Linked DNA regions of Homo sapiens: region 2 is linked to region 1. Evidence: read pairs that join two places in POLR2A ChIA-PET (ENCODE). Cell type or tissue: GM12878. All regions are shown on one strand.

What was found. ChIA-PET counts read pairs that join two places held together with the same protein. Peaks named below come from ENCODE experiments on the same cell type or tissue, not always from the same donor. Only the 100,000 strongest peaks of a DNase experiment are listed, where the experiment ranks them.
Region 2: POLR2A ChIA-PET joins it to region 1 with 11 read pairs; 10 of 35 experiments call an interaction of 5 or more read pairs at or near these places.

Annotation. Positions count from the first base shown.
Region 1 is chr5:154,782,275-154,786,274 of GRCh38, forward strand. The region is part of intron 1 of LARP1 (La ribonucleoprotein 1, translational regulator); the gene reads left to right. Among named protein-coding and RNA genes, the nearest start is that of LARP1, 29 kb to the left of the region's middle. RefSeq lists enhancers at 1-337, 15-114, 1,716-1,975, 1,996-2,215, 2,426-2,485. In GM12878, no CTCF peak of the experiment used is centred here; a DNase peak (open chromatin) is centred at 1,577; H3K27ac peaks cover 3,705 bases.
Region 2 is chr5:154,830,829-154,834,828 of GRCh38, forward strand. FAXDC2 (fatty acid hydroxylase domain containing 2) reads right to left here. Exons shown (of 9, transcript NM_032385.5): 4 at 3,797-3,900; 5 at 1-94. Among named protein-coding and RNA genes, the nearest start is that of MIR378H, 3.4 kb to the left of the region's middle. In GM12878, no CTCF peak of the experiment used is centred here; no DNase peak of the experiment used is centred here.

The DNA of each region.
Region 1 (4,000 bases):
TGTGCTCTTTAGAAAAGGCTGGGTTAGGGAGCTGGCACTTGGAGGCCAGGAGCTTTAGTGGCCGCTGATATATTTCAGCTGTGTTGATTATTGATCAGCTTTGAAGCAAGATTTCAGGGACTGGTACCAGCAGTGGGAGTGGCCACAGCCACCCGAGGGTGGCTGGGTCCACATCTGGGCGGGGAGAGTGGGAGCACTGGGCCACCTGGGTCACCACAGGCTAAAGATAGTCAGCTGGGGCTGGGCCTGGGCTGGGCCAGGCTGGCCAGCATCATGTGACTGGAGCCTGGCCCACCCTTGCTCCTCCTCCCGGGCCAAGGGGATGCAGACTCTGCATTCCTGAGCTGACTGGTGGTCTGCAGCTTCCTTTCAGTGGGAACTCAAGATGATCTGACCTGAACATTTCTCTCCTTCCCTTTCTCTGCCCACTCCTCTCCCTAAGAATGCCCTTCCAGCCCCTCCTGCATTTCATCCGCAGGTCTAGGGAAATTTGGGTGGGAGGACTGGGCAGAGAGGCCTCTGAGAGATGGTACCGACAGCAGCAGCTGGTGACCAAGGTGAGGAGGGCTAACATGGCATTCTCTTTACTCCATAGAAGAATGTTCCTGCTTAGGGGGTCCTGGGGTCAGTCAGTATGGGAGGAAAGGCCTGTGGGTCTCCAGGCTCCCCTCTATGACTCCACCCCATCCCCAGGATGAATGACAGCTGAAAGTAGCCAGGCTTTTCAGTTAATCTGTCCCCAGGCTGGCCTGGGAGGGACAGGCACAGGTGGGTAGTATAACCCAGGCACTCTTTCCTGCCTGCCTCACCCTCCCTTCAGATGGTATTGCTGCCTTCCACAGTCAGGGTCCCTGGACACAGGCTTAGGGAGATAGTGGTGGCCTTCCTTATATCTGGGGGCTGAGGGTGGGGCACAATCCATGTCAGCTGGATCCCCCTGAGCAGCCTCTGGGAGAACTGAGAGGAACTGGGAGGTGGGTCTGGAAGGAATGTCTCTTTCTTCATAGTGCTGCCAGTGCCAGAGTGCTGGAGTTAGACTCAAACTGGGTGTGCTTGGTGGTAGTTTCCCTTGCCTCTCTGGGTAGGGAAACTAGGCACTTCCAACCACCGAGGTGCCACTTGTCCAGCTGTTAGCTTAGGCTTCCCTGCAACAGGCTTTGGTTTTCCCCAGTATGTAGAATGATGCCCAGGCATCCCTGCTATTGAGAAACTGTCCTGTTGGCTACAATAAGGTTGTAACTTATACCCCTTAGCTTCTCTTCCACCTCCTTTTAGTGGTTAAGAGCACAGGTTTTAGAGTCAGACTGCTTGGCTCCAAATCCTGTTCCTCTCTTTGCTGGCTGTTATCTTGGCAAATAACCTTTCCACCATGTGTCTTGGGTTCCTCGTTTTAAAATGGGACCAATGAAAGAAACTAATTCAACACGATCAAGATTAAGAGAATCCATGCCCAGAGTTTAGAACAGTGTGTGGTATCTAGTAAATGCTCACTACATATTATTTACACGTGTAATTCGTGCATCTGCGATTTGCTGCTAGCATTTCTTGTGCTTTGGTGAGAAATCTCAGTGGTTGAGATCTGTCTTTCTGTTCTCACACCTGTAGACCCAATATTAGTAAGGAGGGTGACGCTGGGGTAGAATGGTAGGTAATGCTCCCAAGGGTTATACAACTGGTGAGTGTTGCATTCTGGACTGAGGCGCAGCACTGATATCAGGCAGTTGGGTTGCCTGTGAGTCAAAGCTGGGCTAGGGCCTGCGTTCCTCTGGGAGCCAGCAGTTTCTAGGACACTAGCAATTTCTCTGTATTTGGGAGGGCCCCAGCTGAAGGCTAAGGGTTGAGGCTATAACCTCAGGAATTAGCACTTGACAAGCAAAGCCTCTTCTGGTGTGAAGTCGCTATTCATTAAACAAGTGTCTGCTGTGTTGCCAGGCCCTGAGCTAGACACTGGGGTACTGCTGTGAAAGCAGCCCTGTGGTCCCTGCCCCCAGGGGAGGGGCAGATAAGTAACCAGCCCATTTAACATTTACAATACCGTGGGAGCACATAGCAGGGTGCTTCACCACACTTGAGGTCTGGGAGGTCTACCCGAAGGAGGTCGACCTAACGGCCAAGTGTATGGTAGCAGATGGGTGAGTGTGAATGTAATACAGCCCCTAAACCCAACAGATTACCTTGTTCTCAAGGTAGTAGTTCTTAGCTCTCTGGTAAACAGCCTTTTCAGATGCCAATCTCCAGGAGATGATACCAGTCCCCAAATAAGCATTTGGTCTTCCTAATTTTCCTGGCAGTGTTCAGGCCTGAAATCTGGTAGTCCTTCTAGTCACCCACTCTGGGTCCTGAAGGCTTTCTTTGAATAGCTCAGCCTTTTCTCACCTTTCATGCACAGGTCCCTCAGTTTTAATTCTAGCTTCTCTCTGCCTCTTACCAGATCTTTTTACTGTGACCTGATGAGTTTGAATCACCCATGTGCTTTCTACCTGTTGGTTGAACCAAGTTCTTGCTCCTCAGACCTTCACATCTGGAACCTCTGGGTAGTTTTTGTTTCAAAGGTCGGCAGCCTTAGGATCTTTTGAGAAGAAGACAATAGTGAAAACACTTTTAAATCTTTTTATCTGGCTGTGTACTGGCCAGGGTTATGGGTTTAGTAGGCTGAGAGAGACTCCTTGAGCCTGGCCTGTTTTCCTTTTCTGTTCTGAGTAAAAAGTGGAATGACTGAATTTCAACTGAAAGGGAACTCTTGTCAGCCTTCGCCATGTTCTTCCTTCCTCCCTAACAAAGCAGGGCTTTATGTCAAAGCACCCCTGGGGGACCTGTGATAAATTCCCCCATCTGTCTTTCCTCATTTTAAACTACAAAGTTTGGAAGCCTTCCTCTTTCCTGGGGAAACTTGCCCTGGGGCCCAGGTGCCTCCTGTCTCTGAAGGGCAATGTGGTGGTGTGGTATCCCCATCCAGTGGGCATGGATTACCGCTCAGAAGAGCCAGGTGAGGTGGGTGGCCTCATTTGCAGTCTGGACTGTATGAATTGAACCAATTAATCACCCCAAGAGTTTTTCCCGTACATTCTGATTCTTTCATTTTGAGAGATGATTTGGTGTATCTCCCCCCATCCCCATCTCTATCTCAGAGTGAGGGTGGCGATTGCTTGGAAATAGTAAGCTTCCTTTGTGAATTGTAATATTAGCATTTGTTGGGCATTTATTGTGTGCTAGGTACTCTTAGTATGCTCTGTTTGTTTAACTGTTCCAGCAGCCATGTAACTATGACTTCAATTTTACAGAGGAAGGTGAAGTTCAGAGGGACCCTGTGAGGAGCAGAGTAGGTAGGGACTCCACCCTAAGTCCATCCCATAGCAAAGTCCATGTGCTTAATGGGGCCCTCTGACTTTCCTAGGTGGTCTTTGAATGAGGGGGTGTTAGACACACTTGAAAATAGAGGCTTAAAGAATCTCGGGGTTAGACATTCGAGGTCGTGTGGTCATTAACCACTCCACTTTACAGAGGAGCCGCCATCCCTATTCCAACCATCCCAGTTAGTAATTCCTCTCTGCCCTGCCATTCCTCAGCACCCACCTTCTACCCCTCATTTCTCTTCATCCTTCATTAGCAGTAGTAGCATCAGCTCCCTGCTCCTTGACACTCAAAATAACCTTAAGTAATCCAAGTGAAAATAGTGGGTTTGCCATGCAGATAGTTGCCAGAAAAGTCCTCTAGTGTTCTCAACACCACCATATTCAGATTGCTTCTTGCACATAGCAATTTTGGTATGCTTCACTTTTTTTTTTGAGATGGAGTTTCACTCTTGTCACCCAAGCTGGAGTGCAGTGGCGCGATCTCAGCTCACTGCAACCTCCGCCTCCCGGGTTCAAGCGACTGTCCTGCCTCAGCCTCCTGAGTAGCTGGGAATACAGGCGCCCACCACACCCGGCTAATTTTTTGTATTTTTAGTATAGACAGAGTTTCACCATGTTGGCCAGGCTGGTCTCTAACTCCTGACCTC
Region 2 (4,000 bases), 49 kb after region 1:
TAGCGAGAGATGAAGTTAGGTTTTCCTGTTGTGTCAACCACCAATAGAAGCCCATTGAAGCTCCAGAAGAAGAGACAAGGCACTTGGATGGCACCTGAGATTGGGAAACAGAAACAGTCAGGGCGACTTTGGGTTCTCACAGCACATAGACTAACAGAACATACTTTTTTGTGGTGACTGAGGCTTCATCCTAGACATTTCTTTGCCAGGGAGGTCTTAGGGCTTGGGACCAAGGGGTTACCTGTAGTCTTGGGTAGGAACTTGGACAGGCCATTTAAGGAGTGTCTCCATTTTCTTAGCCATAAAATAGGGACAACCTTCAAGGTGGTTGGTGGTTTTCATATAAATACATATGAAAGTATGTTAAGATATATAATACCCTCTAAAATAGAAATGAATTCAGGTTGACATTTGGGAGTCTGCGCCCACTGAACCCTTTATGAATTGCCAAGGAAGGAGAAGCAAAGGAAGTACTCTGTATGGTATGGGTCACAGTGAGCCCTGGGCTAGGAGTCAGTCAGGAAACTTAATCCCTGTCATCCTACTAACTGAGCAGCAGAACTTCAGGTGTCATCTAGTCAGTATAAGTGGAAAACTCATCGTTGTTTTTTTTTTGTTGTTTGTTTGTTTGTTTTTTTGAGACAAAGCCTCTCTCTGTCATCCAGGCTGGAAGTGCAGTTGTGTGATCATGGCTCACTGTAGCCTCGACCTGCCAAGCCGAAGTGATCCTCTTGCTTCAGCCTCCTGAATAGTTGGGGCTACCGGCACCTGCCACCATGCCCAGCTAGGACTCGGCTTTGCTTAATTCCATGTCTGTGCCCCTCCACCAGCACCCTTCATGCTCCATCAACCGAAGTAACTGTGGCGGCTGGGACTTGGAAAATACTTGCCAGCACTGTAGGGGAGTAGGATTGGTACAAACCTTCTAGAGGGCAATTTGGCAGTAACTGAAGTAATAAAGTGAGAGAGTCAGAGAGCCAAGACAGAAAGGGAGAAAGAAGAAAAGGACACACGTCTGTTTGTATGCATAAATGTCCGTCACAGCATTAAAAAAAAAATTTAAGCAGCCTAAATACCCATTAGTAGGGAAGGGACTAAACAGATTAGAGTATTTCCATATAATGGAATAGAATGGGAAGCTTAGAGTATTAAGTAAGGCTACATTAATAGGCATGGAAAGATACCTACAATCTATTCAATGAAAAAAAGATTTAAAAATAGTTGGTATCTCATAAGTACAACTATATACCCAATATATAAAAGATGCACACTAATATATAAACAGTGGTTATTTCTTGAAGGTAAGACAGTGGGTGATTTTCACACTTTCTATGCTTATTTGAATTGCCTGATTTTTATTTTTAACAATGAGCACATATTTACTTTTGTTTTTTTTTTTTTTTGAGACAGAGTCTTGCTCTGTCACCCAGGCTGGAGTGCAGTGGCGTGAGCTCAGCTCGCTGCAAGATCTGCCTCCCGGGTTCACGCCATTCTCCTGCCTCAGCCTCCTGAGTAGCTGGGACTACTGGCGCCCGCCACCGCGCCCGACTAATTTTTTGTATTTTTAGTAGAGACGGGGTTTCACCATGGTCTCGATCTCCTGACCTCATGATCCGCCTGCCTCGGCCTCCCAAAGTGCTGGGATTACAGGCGTGAGCCACTGCGCCTGGCCCATATTTACTTTTATACCCAGAAAAAATAAACTATTTTTTACTTTGGAAAAAAAAGGCTGATGGTTACCCAGTGGGCCATCCAAGGTGTCTACCTACTTGGAACTTCAAAGGCTGCCTGAGGAATACAGATGAAAAGCACACCGTAAGACGATCTTAAACTTCTTCTAGCTCTAACACTTAAAATTGGAAATATTTTCTCTCTCTCATATTGGCTTATCACCAAGGTAATAGGTAATTTTCACAGGATTGTACCTAACATATATAAAATATTTGAGGTTTTTTTAGATTGCAGGTTCAAGCTAATAAAGTTTTTCTACCACCTTCTCCATATACATAGGTAATCTGCATTGTTCAATGACTGCTTAAGATCCCATTAAATCTGTCATATTTAATGTTCAGCCCATTGTCAGAGTCCTCCTTCTAGTTGAAAACAATCCTCAGGTGCATTTTGCTTTATAGCAACTGACACTTTTTATCTTCCCTTCTAGACTATGACATCATTTTTTAATGGGGGAGGGAAACATTTCATTTAAATACTTCTTTTTTTTTTTTTGAGACAGGGTCTTGCTCTGTCACCCAGGCTGGAGTGCAGTGGTGCTATCTCAGCTCACTGCAACCTCCACCTCCTGAGTTCAAGCGATGCTTGTGCCTCAGCCTCCTGAGTAGCTGGGATTACAGGCACGCACCACCACGCCTGGCTCATTTTTTGTACTTTTAGTAGAGACAGGTTTCACTATGTTGGCCAGGCTGGTCTTGAATTCCTGGCCTCAAGTGATCTGCCTGCCTCAGCCTCCCAAAGTGCTGGGATTACAGGTGTGAGCCACTAATCTTGGCCTATCTTAATTTTTGTTTTTTTTTTTTTGAGACAGAGTCGTGCCCTATTGCCCAGGCTGGAGTGCAGTGGCACCATCTCGGCTCACTGCAACCTCTGCCTCCCAGGTTCAAGCAATTCTCATGCCTCAGCCTCCTGAGTAGTTGAGATTACAGGCACGCACCACCACACCCAGCTAATTTGTGTGTGTGTGTGTTTTTAGTGAAAAAGGGATTTTGCCATATTGGCCAGGCTGGTCTCGAACCCCTGACTTCAAGTGATCCACCTGCCTTGGCCTCCCAAAGTGTTGGGATTACAGGCGTGAGCCACTGTGCCCAGCCCCATCTTAAATATTTCTTTCTTTCTTTTTTTTTTGAGACGAAGTTTCACACTGTCGCCCAGCTGGAGTGCAGTGTCATGATCTTGGCTCACTGCAACCCGCCTCCCAGGTTCAAGTGATTCTCCCTGCCTCAGCCTCCCAAGTAGCTGGGATTACAGGAGCCTGCCACCATGCCCAGCTAATTTTTTTGTATTTTTAGTAGAAACGAGGCTTCACTATGTTGGCCAGGTTGGTCTCAAACTCCTGACCTCGTGATCCACCTGCCTCAGCCTCCCAAGGTGCTAGGATTACAGGCGTCAGCCACCACGCCTGGCCTCCCATCTTAAATATTTCTATATCCTCGATACAAGTGTAGCACATAGTAACATTATATATTATATGTCATATTAATAATATAAATAAATGTATATTATATATAATATATATTAAATAAATTGTATATAATTATTATTTGAGTGAATGTATGATCGAGGACATTCACTATTATAGATAATGCTGTTATAAATATCTATGTTTACATGGCTTTTCCTTCCATCTATTTACTTAGGCTTGTTTGGAGCCATTGAAGCTGTCAGTAAATATTTATTGACTGGCCACTTGCTGTCAAGCACTGACTGTACCAGGTACAGGGTACATAGTCTCAGACAAGACAGGGCAGCTCTCTGTGCTTGTGGAATTAAGTGTAGAAACAGGATTATTGCTCTAAATGTGCATTCATTTTTACATAAAATATTTCTTATTTTTCTATATTTTGGGAGGAGTCTTAACTTCTCAGCTTCTTTTTTTAGACATCCTGTTTTCAGACTGCCCACAAGTTTAGTATTCTTTGGGACTACCACTTTTTTGAAGTTCAAGTCCTCATCCCTTGGAATAATAAACTGAAAAGTCCCAAAGTAGAGAACAAAACAACAAAAAGAATTAAGTTATAATCATGCACCCACATGCTAGGTGCTGGTGGTCTGGGAACCTCACCTATAAAGAAGAGGATCCACTCCTTCCCTTCAAATGTAGTCAGCAGCCTCTCCCACTGGGCTTGCCAAAAGTAGCCAGAAGCACCCCAAAATCTCTGAAGATGCCTTGGAAAAAAAACCAGGTTTCTGGGTGAAGACTAGTGGGTGGACAGCTCCTTCCCCTATGCTCTGCCCCCGACCACCACCACACTGCACCCTAGCTGGG